Linked DNA regions of Homo sapiens: region 1 is linked to region 2. Evidence: read pairs that join two places in POLR2A ChIA-PET (ENCODE). Cell type or tissue: IMR-90. All regions are shown on one strand. Each heading gives the region's core, and the rest is flanking DNA. Links, peaks and the distances in the headings are about the cores only. Region 1 overlaps LOC124901000 (a long non-coding RNA gene). Region 2 has its middle 150 kb from the start of CARTPT.

Region 1 (10,011 bases), core at 795-8,794, 120 kb before region 2:
CGGGAAAAATCTATGAAGGATACAAGGCGAAGGAGCAGGAGGAAGTGAAGACATCCTTCAGGCTGCAATGTAGGTTTGACACCTGTAACAGGAGGCAGGAAAGAAATAATTATGTAAGTTGAGTCTCAAATTGCTACAGAGTTCTAAGAAAGCCTAGATCAGGCTGAAGAGGTAGGTATTCCTGAACAAATGTTGCCTACTGGATATGTCTGGCATTGGGCCAAAATGGAGACCGCCTGTAGTACTCTCCATGATATCAGTCATTGGCTGGCAGCAGCCAGGGAAAGCATGGCATAGGCATGAAAACTATGGTAGATACAAAGGGGCAATAGCTAGAAATTCTCAGTCAGCTATGCTTCCCACACCTGGCTCTCTTGAAGGAGTCTGAACAGCCTGCCTCCATGGCTGTCACATACTACCCTTTGTGCCACATAGATCTCCTTTCCGTGTATGTTCAAGGAGCAACTCCTTCAGGGTTCCTATGGGCTTCTTTCCTTCAGAAAAATCTTAGAAGAGAGATATTAGTAGGATAATGACAGCCCCTGCTGCTGCAGTTGGTCATGAAGCTGCAACTGATATATATCTTCTCCCTTCTTCACTATCCATTCTAAATTTTCATTATCTTCAGCTGTTTTGCAAATCTTGCTACTTTATTGGTTGGTATGACCCAAAACTTCATCATCGAGGGGTTTGAGATGTCTCAAGCCAGGTTCACTGCATATATCCATTCACAGTGAAAACTGGACAAGAGAATACCAGGAGCTGCCTAAGTACATCAGCTGACTGTCACATGCATTTTTCTCAGCCCCCATTGTGTAAGAACAGCCCAACCTTTTACTGCTGATCAGGGTCAGCTGTCCCTTCCAAGATGGAAATTCCTCTTTTTTTCCTGCTGGACCTTGGACACCAAGTGATCAATGGACCCTAACAACAGGCATAGCTTGTAGTCAATGGGATATTTGCTCTGCATCCTGGCAAAAGTACACCCCCTGGGCCTCTGACTTTGCAGTGTTCAGAGTTGTGGGAATGAAAAATATGAAGTTCATCAATGGATCATCGAGTGTAATGTCAAGTAGAGCCACTCCTGCTTCCACCCCTTGATTCCCAGACACATGTATTCTTCCTGTTGGGAACAAGCACTACATAGAGGTCTCTGATTTAGTATATATACTGCATCTTAAGGAATGGCACCTTTCGTTACAGAGCGTTGGCTCTAAACTGATGCTTCAGTTCTGCTTTCAGCAGATCTTTCCCGTGTTCTATGAGACTGATTGTCAATGTATAGTGCAATATGTGATACAACGACACAACTCATGGATTACATGATCAAGAACCCATTCCCACAAATCCTTTGCTATGAAGGGGGTTGCTTGGATAGCTGCATTGTATGGATTTTCATACCTGCATGTCAGGCATTCTGTAAGCCCTGAATCATGGGACTGGCTGAAGTTATGCAGACAGGTAAGGCAAATCCAAACCAGAATAGGTATCCCTGTGAGGAAAGCTACTAGGCCTTCTAAGATGGAGGGATCCTAAAGTGTTTAATTTGCCACTAGTGGCTAGTTGGTCTACTCTGCGAACGGCACAATGTTGAAGGCTAAACATTGGTGGCTGCTGTCTGTTTGTACTTTCAGAAGGAGCAAGAGTTAGATTGGCCTTTGCAAGTGAGAGCTCATGCTGTGTTTTCAGCTGTGCTGTCTGTAGGCCATTCCTGTGTTCTATGAGGCTGCCTGCACTGAATACTGTACACTGTATGGTGTAGTATATGATACAACCAGTGGATTCTATGGTCAAGGGTCCATTCCCACAAATTTGTTGTGGTGAAATGGGTTCCCTGAACAGATGCCTCCATCTCTGCCACCACAGCAACTATATTTACAAGCCCATGATTCCAGTTCTGGGGTGGCTATGATGAGGGCTGGCTAATGTCAACTAACTGACTCATTTTGTTTACTTTATTATTCAATGATTCTTCTGTTGAATGCTTTCTGGTGGGTGTTAAAGTGTGATAGAAAAATCACACATTGTTCCCACTCCCATGTGTCCATCCACAAGCCTCTACCCCACACAGCCTTGTTTCTGATCTTCCAGTTTTTTCCTTCTGGATCTCTGACCGTCTAACCAGGTCATCAGACATTACCCAGGAATCTATAAATGAATTTTACATTGGGCTACTTCTCCTTACACTCAAAGTGAATGACCACAGGTTGCAGCTCCACGCCTGGGAATATATTCCTTTTCACTGAGTTTCAAGTCAGCCCTGAATATGGATGTAATGCAGCACCATCTGTTTCCAGCTTACTTCCTCTTACCAAGTCAACCTAGCTATACACCAGGTTCAGGCTTTTTCCTCCTGCCTCAGCTGATCATGTGACAGCCCCCTGCAGCCATAGGTGTGAGCTGGGAGATGGGTACTGGTGCGACCTTAGCGAGCGACATGGAAGTGTGGATAACCTACTCATGCAGTTAGTTTGCGCCCTCTGGTCCTACATAGGCTTAATCCTGTAACATTTCCATCTTACAACAGACCACTCCTGGTCTGGTCCAACTTGGTGATTTGACAGTTTTGATAGACCCCAGATCAGAATGGATAGTTCCAGGTGCAGGGCCATTGTGTTCCAAATAATCAAGCATTCTATCTCCGCCAGGGCCCAGTATCATGCCAAGAGCCATTTTTCCAGAGACATAATTCTCTGCTACACATGGCATGACCTTGCTCCAGAACTCCAAAGGCCCGTGCTGTGATCCACCCACACAGCCTTGCCAGAAATTTCACACTGCATCTCTTCCCACCACTGATACCGCCAACACCATAGCCTCTAACAGGTGTTATATGGCCTGAGGGGTACGTGTTATGGGTTGAATATTTGTGTCTCCTCACCTAGAATTCATATGTTGAAATCCTAAACCTCAATGTGATAATATTAGGAGATGGGGTCTTTGGAAGGTAATTAGGTCATGAGAGTAGTAGAGTCCTGATAAATGGGATGAGTGCCCTTATAAAAAAGAGAAACTGGAGCTTTCTCTCACTCTCTTCTCTCTGTTATGTAAGGATACAACGAGAAGAACAGTCATCTGCAAACTAAGAAGAGGCCCTTATCAGACACCAGATCTACTGGTGCTAAAGCTTGGATTTGCCAGCCTCTAGAACTTCGAGAATTAAATATGTGCTGCTTAAACCACCCAGTCTATGGTAATTTGTTATAGCAGCATGAACTGCCTAAGATAGCAGGGTTGCTTGCACCACAGCCTGGATCTGCTGCAGAGCTCTTTCCTACACTGGGTGACATACAGAGGTGGCAGCCTCCTGTGTCACCAGGCACATAGGCCAGGACAATATTCCTGCGTGCAGAATGTGTTGTCTCTAGAACCTAAAAAAGTGGTCTGCCAGGCACTGTGCTTCCGTCTTAGTGGTAAGGGATGAAAGATGCAATCATTTTTCTTTTACTTTGGTGGAGATGTCTTAGCACATCTCAGACCACCACACCCCTAAAAACTTTACTAAAGTAGCGGGTTCTTGAATCATCATAGAGTTTTTCTCCCAATGTCTGGAGCCCATGAGTCTTAAATGGACTTCAATATAGTACCTCCTGTTGCTCATTTGTCTCAATCAGCATGATGTAATGGGATAATGTGATGTTTTACAAGATATTCAGACAGTCTAGATCTCTTTGGAATGTATTACGACAGAGGGCAGGAAAATTAACAGCCCTAGGGCAAAACTATAAATGAATATTCATTGTCTGTTCCAAATAAACATGAACTATTTCTAAACTTCTTTTCTGATCAGAAAAGAAAAGAACACATTCACAAAAGCATTAGCCTTATACCATGTGTCTGAGGCCTTATTTATCAATCTGCTCTAGCAAGGGCACCCAAGTATAGTACAGCAACTACAATTAAGGTGCCTATTTATTTGAGCTTGCAGTAGTCTGCTTTCATTTTCCAAGATTAATCTGGTTTCTGCAGGGCCCAGACTAATTAATGGATATATAATAAAGACTGCCACCTCTGCATATTTTAAAGCTTCAATGGTAGCATTATTCTTTGCCATCTCCTTGTGAAATGTGATAGGTATTTTTAAATTTACTATTTTGGCCAGGAGAGGCAGTTTCAGAAGTTTCCATTTGGCCCCACAATGACAGCTCTTATCTCATAGGCTGAGGATCCAATGCCAGGTATATTGATACCAATTATGCACACAGGAACTGGGGAAGATGACGACTGAGTGGGTCCACAAACTCAGTTGACCCATTGTAAGCAATATTTTTGTCAGGATTTCATATATTACCTGGCTCCTGCTAGCCCCTACTCTACTGGGTGGGCCATGATGAAATGGTGTTTTTAGGTATCAACAGCTACTCCAACCCTGTATCTAATTGTATTTGAAATGCCTGGGTAGTCCTCTTTCCCCAGTGTACATTCACCTAAGTAAGTGACTGCAGGTCCCTTTGACCAAGGAATAGAGAAATTATTAATTTTGTGCTTACTGGAGATTTCCTTCTGGGAACCTTGTTCTTGACTTTTATTGGGATAACTGCACTCAAGCTTCTGCTCCTCCATTCCTGCCTTCTTTTTTTTTTTTTTTTTTTTTTTTAGATGGAGTCTTGCTTTATCACCAGGCTGGAGTGCAGTGGTGCGATCTCAGCTCACTGCAACCTCCGCCTCCCAGGTTCAAGCGATTCCCCTGCCTCAGCCTCCTGAGTAGCTGGGACTACAGGCATGTGCCACCATGCCTGGCTAATTTTTTTGTATTTTAGTAGAGACAGGGTTTCACCATGTTGGCCAGGATGGTCTCAATCTCCTGACCTCGTGATCCACGTGGGTGGGCATGGTGGCTCACCCCTATAATCCCAGCACTTTGGGAGGCCTGCCTTGCCTTCTTCTTGTTGTTAATGTTAAGTACCACCCTATGGTAGCTTGCCCTAAGATACCCCATATTCTATTCACCGTGTCCATAACTCCCTACAGATCAAGACCTCTTGACTGTCTTTCCAACCTTGCCAGTTAATATAATTAACTGTGGCCCCCTGGCTTCTGGGAGTTAAGTGTCACAATTGGCCTCTCTAACTTTGGGGTTCTGTTGATTATGATGGATGTTAAGGAGCCAATTCAGTGACTATGTTTCCTACCATCATCCTGGCCTACACAGGAGAGACCACTGAATGTCTCAGCAATGCATGTCTCACTAGTGTCTTCATAATGGCCTTGGTAAATGGGCCTATGCTGTAAATGGGACAATTTACAGATGATATAGAAATTGAACAAATAAATACAAGATACTAGAAATAATTTTTAACTAATACACTAGAAAACATAAATGAAACTTTAAAATCATAGAAAAATACAACATATCCAAAATGCACACAATAAAATATGACACCTGAAATGTCCTCTAACTATAAATAAATATAACATTAAATCATAGACAGAAATATTTGCACAAAGAAAACCACAAGCCTGGGTGACTTTAAAACTTAGGCCTGGCCGGGCACGGTGGCTCATGCCTGTAATCCCAGCACTTTGGGAGGCTGAGGCGGGCGGATCACGAGGTCAGGAGATCGAGACCATCCTGGCCAACACAGTGAAACCCCGTCTCTTCTAAAAATAGAAAAAATTAGCCAGGCGCAGCAATGGGCACCTGTAGTCCCAGCTACTTGGGAGGCTGAGGCAGGAGAAAGGCGTGAACCCTGGAGGCAGAGCTTGCAGTGAGCCGAGATAGAGATAGCACCACTGCAGTCCGGCCTGGGCGAAAGAGTGAGACTCTGTCTCAAAAAAAAAAAAAAAAAAAAAAATTAGGCCTACAAAAATTCAAAGAATATATGATTCTAAACTTACACAAACACTTTTTGACAATTATAAAAGAGAAAGAAAAGACAAGGACCACTAAGAGGAAAAACGTTGTGCTTCCCAGGCCATCTGAAGAATGTAGGATCCAAGCCTCCAGAGCAGGACCAATTCTTGGAGGACCAAGTAGATACTCTGGTCTTGAGCTCTTCATAAACTTGTGCTTGGACCATCCCTCAAAGGTCCTTCTAATTGGCTGCCTTCTCATTCTTTTCTGACACAAACTTCTCTTGGTGCTTCTTATTGGCCATGTCTTGGAATTCTTGCCAAAATTTACTCGGAGGTGCAGGATAACTAGAAGAAGCTGTGGCTTAAGCCTCAAGAACCTGCCAGAGTACTGGGAGGAGTCACAGTCTAAGTCCCTAGGACTCACAAACTATGTTTTGTGAATGTCCAGCAGATGTATACTTATGTATGAAGCATGAAGAAAACCTCCAAGAGCTTGTCCAACAATTCCCGAGTAGAAAAAAATGTTTCCTGTTTATAGACCCACAGAAAAGTATGGGAATAGCATATGAAGGCTATATCAGGAAAAGCATATCTAAGACTTTAGTTCTAAGAATGGCAGAACAAAAAGATTGTTCCATAGAACAGTGAATTTGAGCCTTCTCGTGTGGGGTTTCCCTATCCCCTATAGCTCTGCAGGGAAACCCTGCAGCTTTATTTGCAAGAAGTGGCAGGTTTGGTTCAGGATTAGTGGAAAACTGCTAGAAATTTAAGGGGGACATTTTGGAGGCAAAAGAGTCATGGAAGAGCTGAAATAATAAACTCTCTACACACCCTCATTCTGACTGCTAAACTACACCATTACAAGTGTGCAGAGGAGGAAAGTGAAAGTCCGAATTTTCTTGAGGTCAGAAGGTGGAAGTCTTACTGACTTGATGTGTCTGAACACACCCTCAGCACTAATTGCTGGCTGACCACTAAACTATGCAAGCACAGGAGAGAGCCCCAAGGGGCCAGGTGTTTTTTAAAAGCCAATCTGAGCAGAGACATCAGCAACTTCACACCATAAAGGAGACAGATTTTGAAGCTTTAGTCCAGAAAATTAAATTGCCCATTAAAACAAACAAACAAGAAAACAATTACCCCCCCAAGACCCCAAATCCAGAATTGCTATTGTGTATTACCTACAATACCCAGGTTTTAACCAAAAATTACTAGACAGGCAAAGAATAGGAAAGTGTTACTCATACTCACGAAAAAAGGAAGTCAATAGAAACTGATTCTAAGCAGGCACAGATGTTGAATTTAGCATACAAAGATATGAAAGTAGCTACTATAAATATATTCAACAAATTAAAATAAATTATATCTTTAAAATAAAGGAAAATATACTAATAATGAGTGAACACATAGGGACCCTAACAGATACATGAAAACTATAAAAATGAATCAAATGGAAATTCTAAAACTGAAAGATACACTAACTAAAATAAAGAAAATTTACTAAATGGCCTCAATAGCAGATTTGAGATAGCAGAGGAAAGGATCAGTGACCTTGAACATAGAACACAGTGAAAAAAGATGGAAGAAAAATGAAGAGACTGAGAGATCTACTGGGAAATATGAACCATTTTATCATATGTCTAAATGGAGTTCCAGAAGAACAGAGAGAAAGAAGCAGGAAAGTATATGAAGAAATAATAACACAAAGTTTCCCAAGCTTGGTGAAAACATTAACTTCCAGGTCCAAGATGCTCAATGTATCCCAGTAGTATAGACACAAAGAAAACCATATCTAGATGCATCATATTCAAATTACTGAAAGCTAATGAGAAAAATCTTCAAAGCAACAAGAAAAATGACCATTTCATATAGGGGAACAATGATGCAATTAATGGCTGGCTTCTTGCCATACAAAATGGACGTCAAAATACGTTGCACAAACATTTTCAAAGTGCATAAAGAAAAAATACTGTAAACTAAGAATTTTATAGTCAATAAAGTTATTCCTCAAAATGAAAGCAAAATAAGAAAATTTCAAGATAAACAAAATGTGAGGAAATCAATCCTGGCAGACATGCACTATGAGAAATGTTGAAGGAGGTCCTTCAGGCTGAAGGGAAAACATATATGACAATAATATTACAAAGAAGAGGAATGTAATGAAGCTATATTGGGGCAAACATATTATCTCTTATTGAAAATAAGGCTACTTAAAGTAGACTATAATAAAATAAAGACACATATATTAATCCCCAGAATAATCACCAAAAATAATTCAAAGAAATATAGCTAAAAGTTAATAGAGGAGTTAAAATAGTACAATAAAAGATATTTATGTAGTGCAAAGTAAGAAATAAAGCAGTTATGGAAGAAAAATGAGAGATTAGACAAATATAAAATAGCAAAAAGTCATAAACAAATCCAAACATATCAATTATTACACTAAATGTGACTGCACTAAATACTTTAATCAAAAGACATAGATTGATACACTGGATTTTTTAAAAAAGATCCAACTGTAATTGTCCACAATTTTTCAGAGTGATAATAGTATTGTAAAACTCATGGTGATAGCTGCATAAGGCATACATTTTTCCAAAACACATCAAACTGTACGCTTAAAAAAAGGTAGATGTTTTCTTCATTGTCTTCTGGCAAAAAAAGGGGGATGTTAGCTTTATATAGATTATACCTCTATAAAGCTGTAAAAAAAAAACAATAAAAAGAGGACATATTCCAAATCATTCTATGAATCCAGAATATCCATCATAACATATTCAGATAAGAATAAAAAGGCAGATATCAGGCCATTCTCACTTAAAAAGTAGATGCAAGAATCCTAAACAAAATATTAACAAAATGAATTCAGCGATGTGTAAAGACAGATGAAACGTCAAGATCAAATTGGGTATATCCTAAGAATGTAAGGCTGGTTGAACCTTTAAAAGTTAGTAAGTACAATCTATCATAGTCATAAATTATAAGAGTAAACACATGGTCGACAGAAGAGACGCAGAAAGAGCATTTGATAAAATATATCATTCTTTCGGATTTAACAAAAATATAACTCTTATGAAACTTAGAATAAAAAGAAATTTCCTTAACATGATAAGTGAAAGAAAAGTAACAGTAAACAACATACTTAATGGTAAAAATGCTTGAGATCAGGAAACATCGAAAAATATCTGCTTTTACTACTCCTTTTCAACATCTTAAATGTGATGAACAACAGTTTCAGTCAGACAAGAGGAATAAGCTTTAGTGATCTATTAAACAGAATCGTGACTATGATAAATAATAATGCATTGTGTATTTCAAAATTGCTAAAAGAGATTTTAAATGTTTTCACCACAAAAAGTGATAAGTATGTAGCGATGGATTTGTTAATTGTCCTGATTTAATCAATCCACATTGTAAGCATATCAAAACATCACATTGTACCTCATAAGTACATATAATTGTTATTTGTCAATTAAAAATAAAAATTTAAAAATATAAATATACAAAGTATAATCCATAAAGGAGAAGATTGATAAAACAATATATGAAAATTGAAAATTTTTTTTCTAAAAAACACTATAAAGACAATGAAGACAAGCCACAAATTGTGACAAGATATTTGCAACTAATATAAACAAAGATTTAGTATTTAGAATGTATACAAAATTCCTACAAATTAATAATACAGAGATTGCCAATTCAATAAAATGGGAAAAATTATGAAAAATTTCACAAAAAAATACTAAGGCTGATAAACAACGAAAAAATTATCAAACTTTTGTATTCACAGAAGTGAAAATTAAAACTACAGTGAGATACCATTTCACAACTTCCAGTTTGACAAAACTTTAAAGATCAGACAATGTTAAGTATTGTTGTTATGAAACAAAAACTTTCATGCTATTAGTAGGAGTATGAGTTATCACAAACACTTTGGGAAACAATTGGCAGTACCTTACAGAACTGAACATATGCATACCCTATGATTCAGCAATTTCTCTATAATATATGCGTTCATAGAGTCATCTCTTGATATATGCAGGGGATTGGTTCCAGGACACCAGAATATCCCAAAATGCACACATATTCAAGTCCTGTAGTTGGCCCTGCAGAACCCACGTATAGGAAAATCTGGCTTTTCATAAACATGGGTTTTGCATCCAGCAAATACTGTATTTTTGATCCATATTTGGTTGAAAAAAACTCGAATATATG
Region 2 (10,011 bases), core at 812-8,811:
GCTATTATTTGCCCCCTTATTAAGATGAATTGAAGTGATTGATTTTCAGCCTTTCTTCTTTCCAAATATGCACATTTAAGGCTATAAATATCTTCCTATGCATGATTTTAGCTGCATTACATGTTTTAATGTGTCATATTTTAATTACCATTCAGGTAAAAATAACTTCTTATTTCCATTGCTAGTTTCTTCCTTGACCCATGGGCTATTCAGAAGTATATTGCTTAAACTTCAAACAATTAGGAACTTTCTAGTTACCTTTTGTTATTGATTTTTACCTAAGTTTCATTGTGGTCAATGAACATACTCTATATTATTTCAGTCCTTTGAAGTTTATTGAGACTTGACTTATTGCCCAACATATAATCAATTTTGGTCAATGTTTTATGTGTACTCAAAAAGAATGTGCATTCTGGAGTTGTGACTGCTGGGTTCTATGCATGTCAATTAGATCAAGTTTGCTAATCATGCTGCTTACTAACTTTTTGTGTGCTTGCTCTAATAGTTACTGAGGAATAGGTGTTAAAATTGCTCACTATGGTTGTGGATTTATCAAGTCCTCCTATTATTCTTGTCCATTTTTACTGGCACTCTGGCCAATAAAATGCATATGAGAGAAGAACTTTAAGGTATAAAAATGGAGAGGTAGAGATGAAACTAACCCTATTTGCAGATGATATTATTGTTTCCCTAGGAAACCCAAGGAAATCAACTTTTTAAAAAAAGACTACTAAAAGCAATAAGAAAACTCAGCGATGTTATGGGGTAGAAAACATATAAAGAAGTCAATAATTAGAAGCAAAAAGATTATAATGGAGAGAAAGAGTCCATTTACATTAGCCAAAACTACAACAACCAAAAAAGATATTATTTCTTAGGAATAATTTTAACAATAAATGTATAAGACATGGACCTAAAAAGCTGTTTCAAATATTCCAGGACACACAACAGAATACATAAACTAATGGGAAAACATACCACATATTTTGACAAGATAACTCAATGCTGCTTTCTTTCTTTTATCAAGAGTATGCTGATATTTCTAATTTGATTTTTAAATTTAGCATAATTTCAATAAACCTAATAAATAGTTCTCTTTTTTTAAGCTAGAAAAAAATCCTAAGGTTCATATTGCAAATAAGCAAAGAAGATTTTCAAAGGAAGCTCTGATTTTTAAAAAAATCAATGAAAGGGGATTATCAGATATAAAAATATTCTAAAAGGGCACAGTAATTAAAACAAGGTAGAATTGGTTCATGAATAGATGAAGCAATGGAATAAGAAAGTACAGAAAAAGGAGTGGGACAAACTTAACTTTTGAATAGTGGTGGGGCAACAAGGTAGCTATCTGGGAAATATTAATGTTGGACTCATTTATCATTCTGTGTTCCATGATATATTCCAAATGAACCGAATCTTTAATATTAAAAAAATCAATAAATGTAGTAAATGAATAGATGAGATAATTTTTCATAATCTCAGAATATAGAGGGCTTTTTAACTATCCCCAAATCCAAAATTATAAAAAAGATAAGTTCAACTATATAAAAAATTTGTTTAAACCTTTGCATGACAAAAGTAAACTTCACCATAATAATAATAAAGACAAACTGGGAAACATAATTATAACTGATCATAGAATAATCTCCCTAATATATAGAAAGTTCTAAAAATGGATAAGAAATAAACCAATAACCCACTAGAAAAATGGACAAATGTTATAAACAGACAATTCAAAGAATATGCAAATTATTCTTAAACATATTTTTAATGGTCTGTTTTACCCATAACAAGAAGCATGAAAATTGAAACTACCTGAGATGCCATATTTCACCATAAAATTCGCAAAAATCCAAAATTTGATAGCATCTTCTGTTGCCAAGTCTGTGAGAAATAGGCACTCTCATACCTTGCTGGTGGGAGTATAAATTTATACAGCCCATACAGAGGGTTGCACTTAGCAAGAGCTATCAAAATTACAAATGCATGTGCTCTTGGATTCAGCAACTACACTTTGGGGGAATTTACCTTACAGATATATTTGCATATCTACAAAACGACATGTATACCATTTATTGATTGCAGCATTGCAGTCAACAGCGAAAGATTAGGAGGAACCTGGATACTTGTCAGTAAAGGACTGGTTAAATAAATTCAGTGGAGTACTTTGTAACAGTAAAAAGAAATAAGAAAGCACTTTACATATTGATATGGAAAGCTTCTAAGGTATGTTAAGTGAAAAAAGCAAGGTACAGAATGATGTGTAGAGCATGCTAACATTTACATTACAAAAGAGGGAAAATATATTTTGTATTATAAGCATATATATATGACAAGGTCACACTGTCACCCAGGCTGGAGTTCAGTGGTGCAATCACGGCTCACTGCAGCCTCGACCTCCCAGGCTCAAGTGATCCTCCCACCTCAGCCTTCCAAGTGGCTGGGACTACAGGTGCACACCACCACATCTAGCTAATTCCTGTATTTTTTGTAGAGGTGAGGTTTCCCCATGTTGCCCAGGCTGGTCTCAAACTCCTGGGCTCAAGCAATCTGCTCGCCTCGGCCTCCCTAGGTGCTGGGATTACAGCCATGAGCCCCCATGACCAGCTTTATTTATTTTCCAAATTTCTGAATTTGGAAATTCATATTTATTTTCCAAATTTCTGAAAGGGTAAGTAAAAGACTAAAAGCAGTGGTTAACTGGCTACTGGGGCCTGGGGGAATGGCCACATGAATGTCCAATGTGAAAAGGAGATTTTTCACTGTAAGATTTTTCATTCTTTTAATGCTTTACTATGTAAATGTACTACAATTCCAAAACATCTAAAAATATTTTAAAGCAAAGAACCATCCTAACAATGCCATCAAATACATTTACTGCCACACATGGCTTAAATGCACTGTAACTCTAGCAAGGCCTCTGCCGTTACTAGGTACATCAGTTAGGATGGCTTTGACTGTAAGTGGTAGGAGGCTTGAACAATGAGGATAATATATTATCACAATTAACAAAATATCCAAAGTCAAACTATCCCAGGGCTGCAATTTCTTCTGCAATTTCAAGCATCGCGTAGAGACCTGACTGTCAGCAGCCAAAATGAGTACTGTCCATGTCCTCTTGTGCATGGCCCAGAAGTTTCCCAGTAGTCTTCCTCTCAGGTCCAATTGGCCAGTAATGTGTAATCTATTCATACCCAAGCTGCAACACAGACTGGGGTGTAGTAGCAATAAGAATAATCACTAGGCTGGGCACAGTGGTTCATGCCTGTAATCCTAGCACTTTGGGAGGCTGAGGTGGGTGGATCACCTGAGGTCAGGAGTTTAAGACCAGCCTGGCCAACATGGCAAAGCCCTATCTCTACTAAAAATACAAAAATCAGCACGTGCCTGTAATCCCAGCTTCTTGGGAGGCTGAGGCAGGAGAATCGCTTGAATGCAGGAGGCAGAGGTTGCAGTGAACTGAGATCATGCCACTGCACTCCAGCCTGGGCAACAGAGTGAGACTCTGTCTCAAAAAAAAAAAAAAAAAGAAGAAGAAGAAGAATCGCTAATATTTATTGAACACTTTATATGCTCCAGATACTACATAAGCATTTTACATGCATCAACTTGTTTACATTTCAAAGCTACCAGTTAGAGAAGCAGTTTTGTTATATTCATTTTACAGACAAGGAAACTGAGGCACTGAGAAGGTAAATAACTTGCCAAAGGTCACTTAGTTTTAAAATGATGGAGCTGAGACACACTTTGGCAATACTGGCTCAAAAATCAATGATCCCAGGGATCCTATTATGTATATTACCTGAAAATAAACCTTAAACAGCTATAGCAAAAGGTTGATTCTATCAGCAAGGAAGAGAGGAAGAATGGCTATTGGATATGCAACCAGCAATATTTTTCCCTAGAAACAGATTGCCCAAATTACAGCCCTTGACTGGCACATACCACCCCATCAGTGTGCGACACTGGCCATTCATGAACACCTCCCTAGACCTGTGTCTCTAGTTACCAGGCAGGAAAACACCTTGGGCAATGACTGGGATCTTTCTAAAAGCAACAGCAGCAGCAGCTCCACCTACAGAAATCTCCAAATCCGTAGTCACCATGCCTATCAGGGAACATTGCGATGAACTCCAGGGAATAGACATGCTTCCTTCCAGGGGCAAGATGGCAACAGGAGCCTCAGATCCTCATGGAAGACTCAGGTGCTCTCATGGGCTACCACATATCCACAGTTCAATTGCAGCCCAAGTTTCAGTGCTTCTTTCTACTCAGGCAGAAGTGGTGCAGGACTATTGACCCAGGATTTCACATGCATTGGCAGAGGCACACCCTGGGAATCACACAAAGTTTTTGGTTTGTAAGAAAACCAGTCATGCCTGGATTTCACAGACAGATCCCCTAACCAGTCTGCACTGCTGCTGATCAGATTATCACTGGGCATTTTCCTATTTCAGAGTCCCCCACCCTCTCTGTGCCATAATTGCCATTTGAAAGCTCCCTACTGCTAATTAAAACATTCAAGACAAAGAGCTCTTAAATTAAAATTTCCATCCTCTAGGACTTCATAGCAGCTAACTCTGCCCTCATGTGCTAAAAATATTCGGGTTTTTCTCCCCCTGTCATTAATCTAGTAGTTTTTTTTTCATGTATTTGTCTTTTCATAGAGTCAGAGATGCAGTGAGTCAGTTTCCTCACCTCCCAGGCACATCGCCCAGGGAAGGGGGTGGATATATTCTTAGCCAGGAGAGCACTTTGCTCTGTCTTATGTAAACCTCCAGGAGATGGATGCCTCTAGGCGATGACAAAGAGGAGACCAGAATGAGCAGAGTTGGCAAGAGAATGAAACCCCTGAACAAGGAGCCGATCTCCTATAGAACGTGCTTGCTGCCTGCAGATTTAAAATAGAGCCGCTGGCCTGTAGGAGCCCTGCCTTCTCTCAGAGAGGAGTGAGTACAAGGGAGGGATTCCTCTCCAAGTGTCCTCTCCCAGAGGTGTCAAAACAGTTGATACAGTGGGCTCCATGTCTATCCATCAACATGGAGGGTCGTGGCTATGCCAAGGAGGGACTAAAAGATCTGGCCACCAGGACACCCAGAACTCCTAAGAAGAAATTGTAAGAATTGTAAGTATTAGGAGTGTGTCTTGCTGGCCATCAAGACCAACTTTCCTCAGGCTGCAGAAAGACCATCATCATATTCATATATGTCCCAACCCATAATGTTAATTGATTTGTATTTTCTAAAGCCAAGAAATCCATAGTCATTTATTTTTTCAAAGCTGTGCAGTCTGGCTGATCCACCTGGCTTTGGAGGTTGATATGGTTTGGCTGTGTCCCCACCCAAATCTCATCTTGAATTGTAGCTCCCATAATTTCCACATGTCGTGGGAGGGACCCAGTGAGAAGTAATTGAATCATGGGGGCAGGTCTTTCCCGTGCTGTTCTCATGATAGTGAATAAGTCTCATGGGATCTGATGGCTTTATAAAGTGGAGTTCCCCTGCACACTCTCTCTTGCCTGCCGCATGTAAGACATGACTTTGCTCCTCATTTGCCTTCCACCACGATTGTGAGGCTTCCCAGCCATGTGGAATTGTGAGTCAATTAAACCTCTTTCCTAATTACCCAGTCTCAGATATGTCTTTATTAGCAATGTAAGAACAAACTAATACAGAGGTTAAGTGCTAAAAAGACCAAAGATCTGAGAGATGTGTCCATGTTCTGAAAAATCCTGATCAGGCTTTACAGTGGCTTCTTTCAGCTCTGAAACTTCCCCAGTAATCTCCAGCTCTGGTGTGGCCTCTGACCTTGGCTAAGTCCATCACCCCTCCAGGCCTCCATGGCTCCATCCTGAATGAGGAGATGGATTCTCATCTCCACAAACCTAGTCCAGATTAAAAGTTCGGAGATCAGAAGAGGCCTGTGCTTCCCTTTGGAGGATGAAAGTGTCTTACGTTCAACCCCTGCCTCTAGCTTCAGGTTCCTTCACTTTCTCTCTTTGGCCCTGCCCAAAATCTAGTGGAAATGCTAGGCAGATCCCCTGACAAAGGTTGCAGCAGTTAGTTACCCTCAGGTGGCCAACACTATCAATAAATTATTTATAGGGTGTGTTAGGCCAAATAATACTCCTCCCAAAAATACCACATCCTAATTATTGGAACCTATAAATATGTCACATTAATTACAAAAGGGACTTTGAAGGTGGAATTAAGGTTGTTAACCAGTGACCTTAAAACAGGGAGATGATCCTGGATTATCCATGTTGGGCCAATCTAACCATGAGCTCCTAGAAGCAGTGAAGTTTCTCTGGCTGGAAGTTGGAGAGATGTGTCAAAAAGGAAAAGCCTGAGAGAGTCAAAGTGTGAGAGAGACTTGACTCCCCATTGCTGGAGGAGGCCACGTGGAAAGCATGAGCTTCCAGAGAATGACCAGTCCCCAGCCAACAGCCACCAAGGAAATAGGGACCTCAGTCCTACAACCACAAGGAACTGAACTCAGCCAACCACCTGAATGAGCCTGGAAACAGAGTCATTCCCAGAGCTTCCAGGAAGAAACTCAGCCCTGCCAACACCAGGGAGACGCTAGGCAGAGGACTCAGTTGAGCCATGCTATACCCCAGCTTCTGACCTACACAACTGTGACACAATAAATGTGTGTTGTTTTAAGCCATGAAATTTGTGGTGATTTATGATAGCCACAATAGAAAACTAACATACAGATGTTCCTGACAATTGCATTACTTTAACATGAAAAGTTTGTCATTCCAGAACACCTCCTTCTGCATCTGGTAGTGGAACAGCAAGACTGGCCCAGGGGCTGTGCTCTTCCTGGCCACTGAGCTCTGTCTTGCTTCCAGAAACTGAAATATTTCAAAAGCTTGACAGAAGGAAGAAACAACAGAGGGAAGGAGGGAAGGAGGAAAGGAGAGAGGGAGGGAGGGGGGAAAGAGGGAGGGAAGGAAGAGGAAGGAAGAAAGGAGGAAGGGAGGGTGTAAACGAGGGAGGGAGGGAAGAAAAGAAGGAAGGATGGAAGGAGGAAAGGAACAGGGAGAGATAGGGAAGCAAGGGAGGGAGGAAGGAAAGAAGGCAAAGAACTGGCCTTGATGTTGTTATTACTATAACTCCAAAAAGCATCTAATCCCCAAGAATGCCATCTTCATAAATTAAGAAATGTGAAGTTGGCTGCATGGCCATATGGAAGAGGAGGGGCCAGGAGTGCCCTGGGGATGCTTTGGAATCCAGCAACTTAAATATCTGCACAGAACATCTTGTGAGCAGCCCTTTGGCTGTGAAAATGCAAATGACTCAGACTGGCTGCCAAGAGTCACCTGTGAAGCTCAACTGGCACAGGACTCAGGGCTGAGCTCCATTCTTAACTCTCCATCCCATACAGCCAAACAAGCAGAACACAGGTTGCGCCCAAGGGTTCTGAACCCAGGATGTATAAAGAAGATGGTCTGTTTCTGTTTCTCTCTCTCTCTCTCTCTCTCTCTCTCTCTGTCTCTCTCTCTTCCCTCCTCTCTTCCCTCCTTTTGAAGTTCCAAGGTCAAAACTGAAAATTAACCCTGCCCTCTCCAGCTCTCAACTTTACATAATGAGATTATACCATTAATTTTTATTCCTCATAAACAGGAAGAGAAAAGAAAACAAAATTTAAGAGTCCATCCAAAAGTCATCTCCCTCTAGCTCTTGAAAGTTCTCCCTGCCTACACAGAGTCATTCAACTTCACTCACACTCACCCCACACCTCTGACCCTTTTCTAGTAATTGCCTCTTGCCAGCCCAGGCTCCAGGGAAGCAGACAGCTGGGGAAGCAGAACAGGGGTGATGCCAGATAATCCACCACGGGGAAAGACATGTTATGGTCATCAAGAGCCTCTAGGCTCTGAGAAAGTCCAGGAGTTCTTCCCATCTGGTAAAATAATTATAAAAACTGATCTCATTCTCCAAACAGCCTAAGCACTGAGCAGGGACCTGTACTCCATTTTAAAGGTTACAACACAAAGATTGGGAATAATAATCCATGATCTAGGCCTGTGTTTCCAGAAATTTCAGTGGATATTCATGAACTTCACATACAGGAAAGAGCAATGTAATAAGGATTGGGGAGCTAAAGGAGGTTCATTTCCCTGGATGCTTCTCTGTCTGGATAAATACCATTTCATCCATTTGTCCATCCAACCATCCCATAGCTCCATATACACATTGTGCATGTACACACACATGCACACTCATGCACACACATGCACACACATGTGCGTACACACACATGTACATGTGTGCATACACATGCATGAGCCTCCTGCATTACTACTCCAAGCCCAAACCTTATCTCAGCACCAATTCCAGCCTCTTTGGGAATACCACTTAAGATAAAACCCAGTCTGAAGGATGATCCTTCTCATACAAGTCAGCTTGCAAAAGGAAAATAGTTACCAACCTTAGAAACACAAGCACCAGGCTAGAAGCAGAACTATGAGCAAGAGAAGATATCAGGAGACCAAAGTGGGTCCTGCCAGCCAGCCCCAACTCCAGGAAGGAAACCTCTCGGCCTTAGTATAACCTCAAGATCAATCAAGCCCTCCCCAACCCCACAGAGCTGCTGCTGCCCAGCCCCACTGATCCCAGAAGCCCAGTTGTCTACTGTAATGTGACCTTACTCATGAGACTCAGGGCAAAATCTGTCCTAGCATTTGGGAAAGCATGTCCCCCTGATTTGATCATTTTTGATTTCTCCAGTCCCATCTGTTGAATACTATTACTCTGCTGAAACACAAGCTGTGGTGGTATTAATTTCTTTCTCTCTCTTTCTTCCACACCTTATGATATGTAACAATAATTCTTCAGAAAGAGATGTTTAGTATTTGAGTCACTGCCCTGTGAAAAGCAACAATAGAAGAGTGAACATGAGCCATGATCATGTGCCAAGCGCTTTACATGAATTCATTCATTTACTCCTCACAACAAAACTATGGAGTGGATTCGATTATTATCCCCATCTCACAGTGTAGGACACTGAGGCAAGGGAAGTTAAGTGACTTACCAAGGTCATAGGGTTACTAAGAGGCAAATCTGGGATTCAAATCCAGAGAGCATGGCTACAGAGTGCATTGTCTTAAGTCTCCACCTCTGTGCTTTCAAGCCTCCCCAGTGATTTACCCAAGAAATGGGCCAACGCCTACAAAGGCAATAAGAAAATAATGCAGATCAATAGCACATTGTTCATAAGAGAAAAGAAATGTGTGTCCTCTGCAATACACACTTTCACATACACACACACACACACACAGACACTTATTCACACATTCCTTCCATATCTGGATCAAAGAGTTATCAAGGCTGCGTGGGCAGAGACACAAGGCTCTTCTCCTTACCTCATTACCTTATGCTCTAGGGAACAGACTAGCCCAGAGGATAACAGAATATTTTTTCAGTATGCTTTGGGAAATAAAGGTAGAGGACAGGGCAGGGCAAAGTGTCTCACGTCTGTAATCCTCTGCTTTGGGAAGCAGAGGTGGGCAGATTGCTTGAGGCCAGGAGTTTGAGACCAGCCTGGGCGACATAGTGAGACCCCATCTCTAAAGAAATAAAAATTTAAAAAATTAGCCTGGCATAGTGGCAGGTACCTATAGTTCCAGCTACTCAGGAGGATGAGGTGGGAGGATTGCTTGAGCCCAGGATTTCAAGGCTGCAGTGAGCTATGATTGTGCCACTGTACTCCAGCGTGGGCAACAGAGCAAGAATCTGTCTCAAAAAAAAATCTAGGGGGCAGAGAGAAGAGAGGTTGACCTCCAGCCCCTGAGAGCCCCTCTTTGTTATGCGGCTGATGACCAGGGACACCTGCATGATCTGCTTATCAGAGGTAGGCATGCTGCGTCTCTCCTTTGTTCTTCATCCTCTTCCCTCCTCAGCTCTGCTATGATATGTACATGTGACCACCTAATTACACCACATTCCAGCAGCACATTGTATGCAGATAACAGAAACAATGGTTTGGCTTTGAATAACATTT

The links. ChIA-PET counts read pairs that join two places held together with the same protein. Peaks named below come from ENCODE experiments on the same cell type or tissue, not always from the same donor. Only the 100,000 strongest peaks of a DNase experiment are listed, where the experiment ranks them.
Region 1: POLR2A ChIA-PET joins it to region 2 with 13 read pairs; 3 of 35 experiments call an interaction of 5 or more read pairs at or near these places.

The regions. Positions count from the first base shown.
Region 1 is chr5:71,979,926-71,989,936 of GRCh38, reverse strand. It overlaps LOC124901000 (a long non-coding RNA gene), which reads right to left. Exons shown (of 2, transcript XR_007058811.1): 2 at 1-82. Among named protein-coding and RNA genes, the nearest start is that of MAP1B, 120 kb to the left of the region's middle. In IMR-90, for the core only: no CTCF peak of the experiment used is centred there; no DNase peak of the experiment used is centred there; H3K27me3 peaks cover 514 bases.
Region 2 is chr5:71,860,130-71,870,140 of GRCh38, reverse strand. No RefSeq gene overlaps it. Among named protein-coding and RNA genes, the nearest start is that of CARTPT, 150 kb to the right of the region's middle. In IMR-90, for the core only: no CTCF peak of the experiment used is centred there; a DNase peak (open chromatin) is centred at 4,750; H3K27me3 peaks cover 1,625 bases.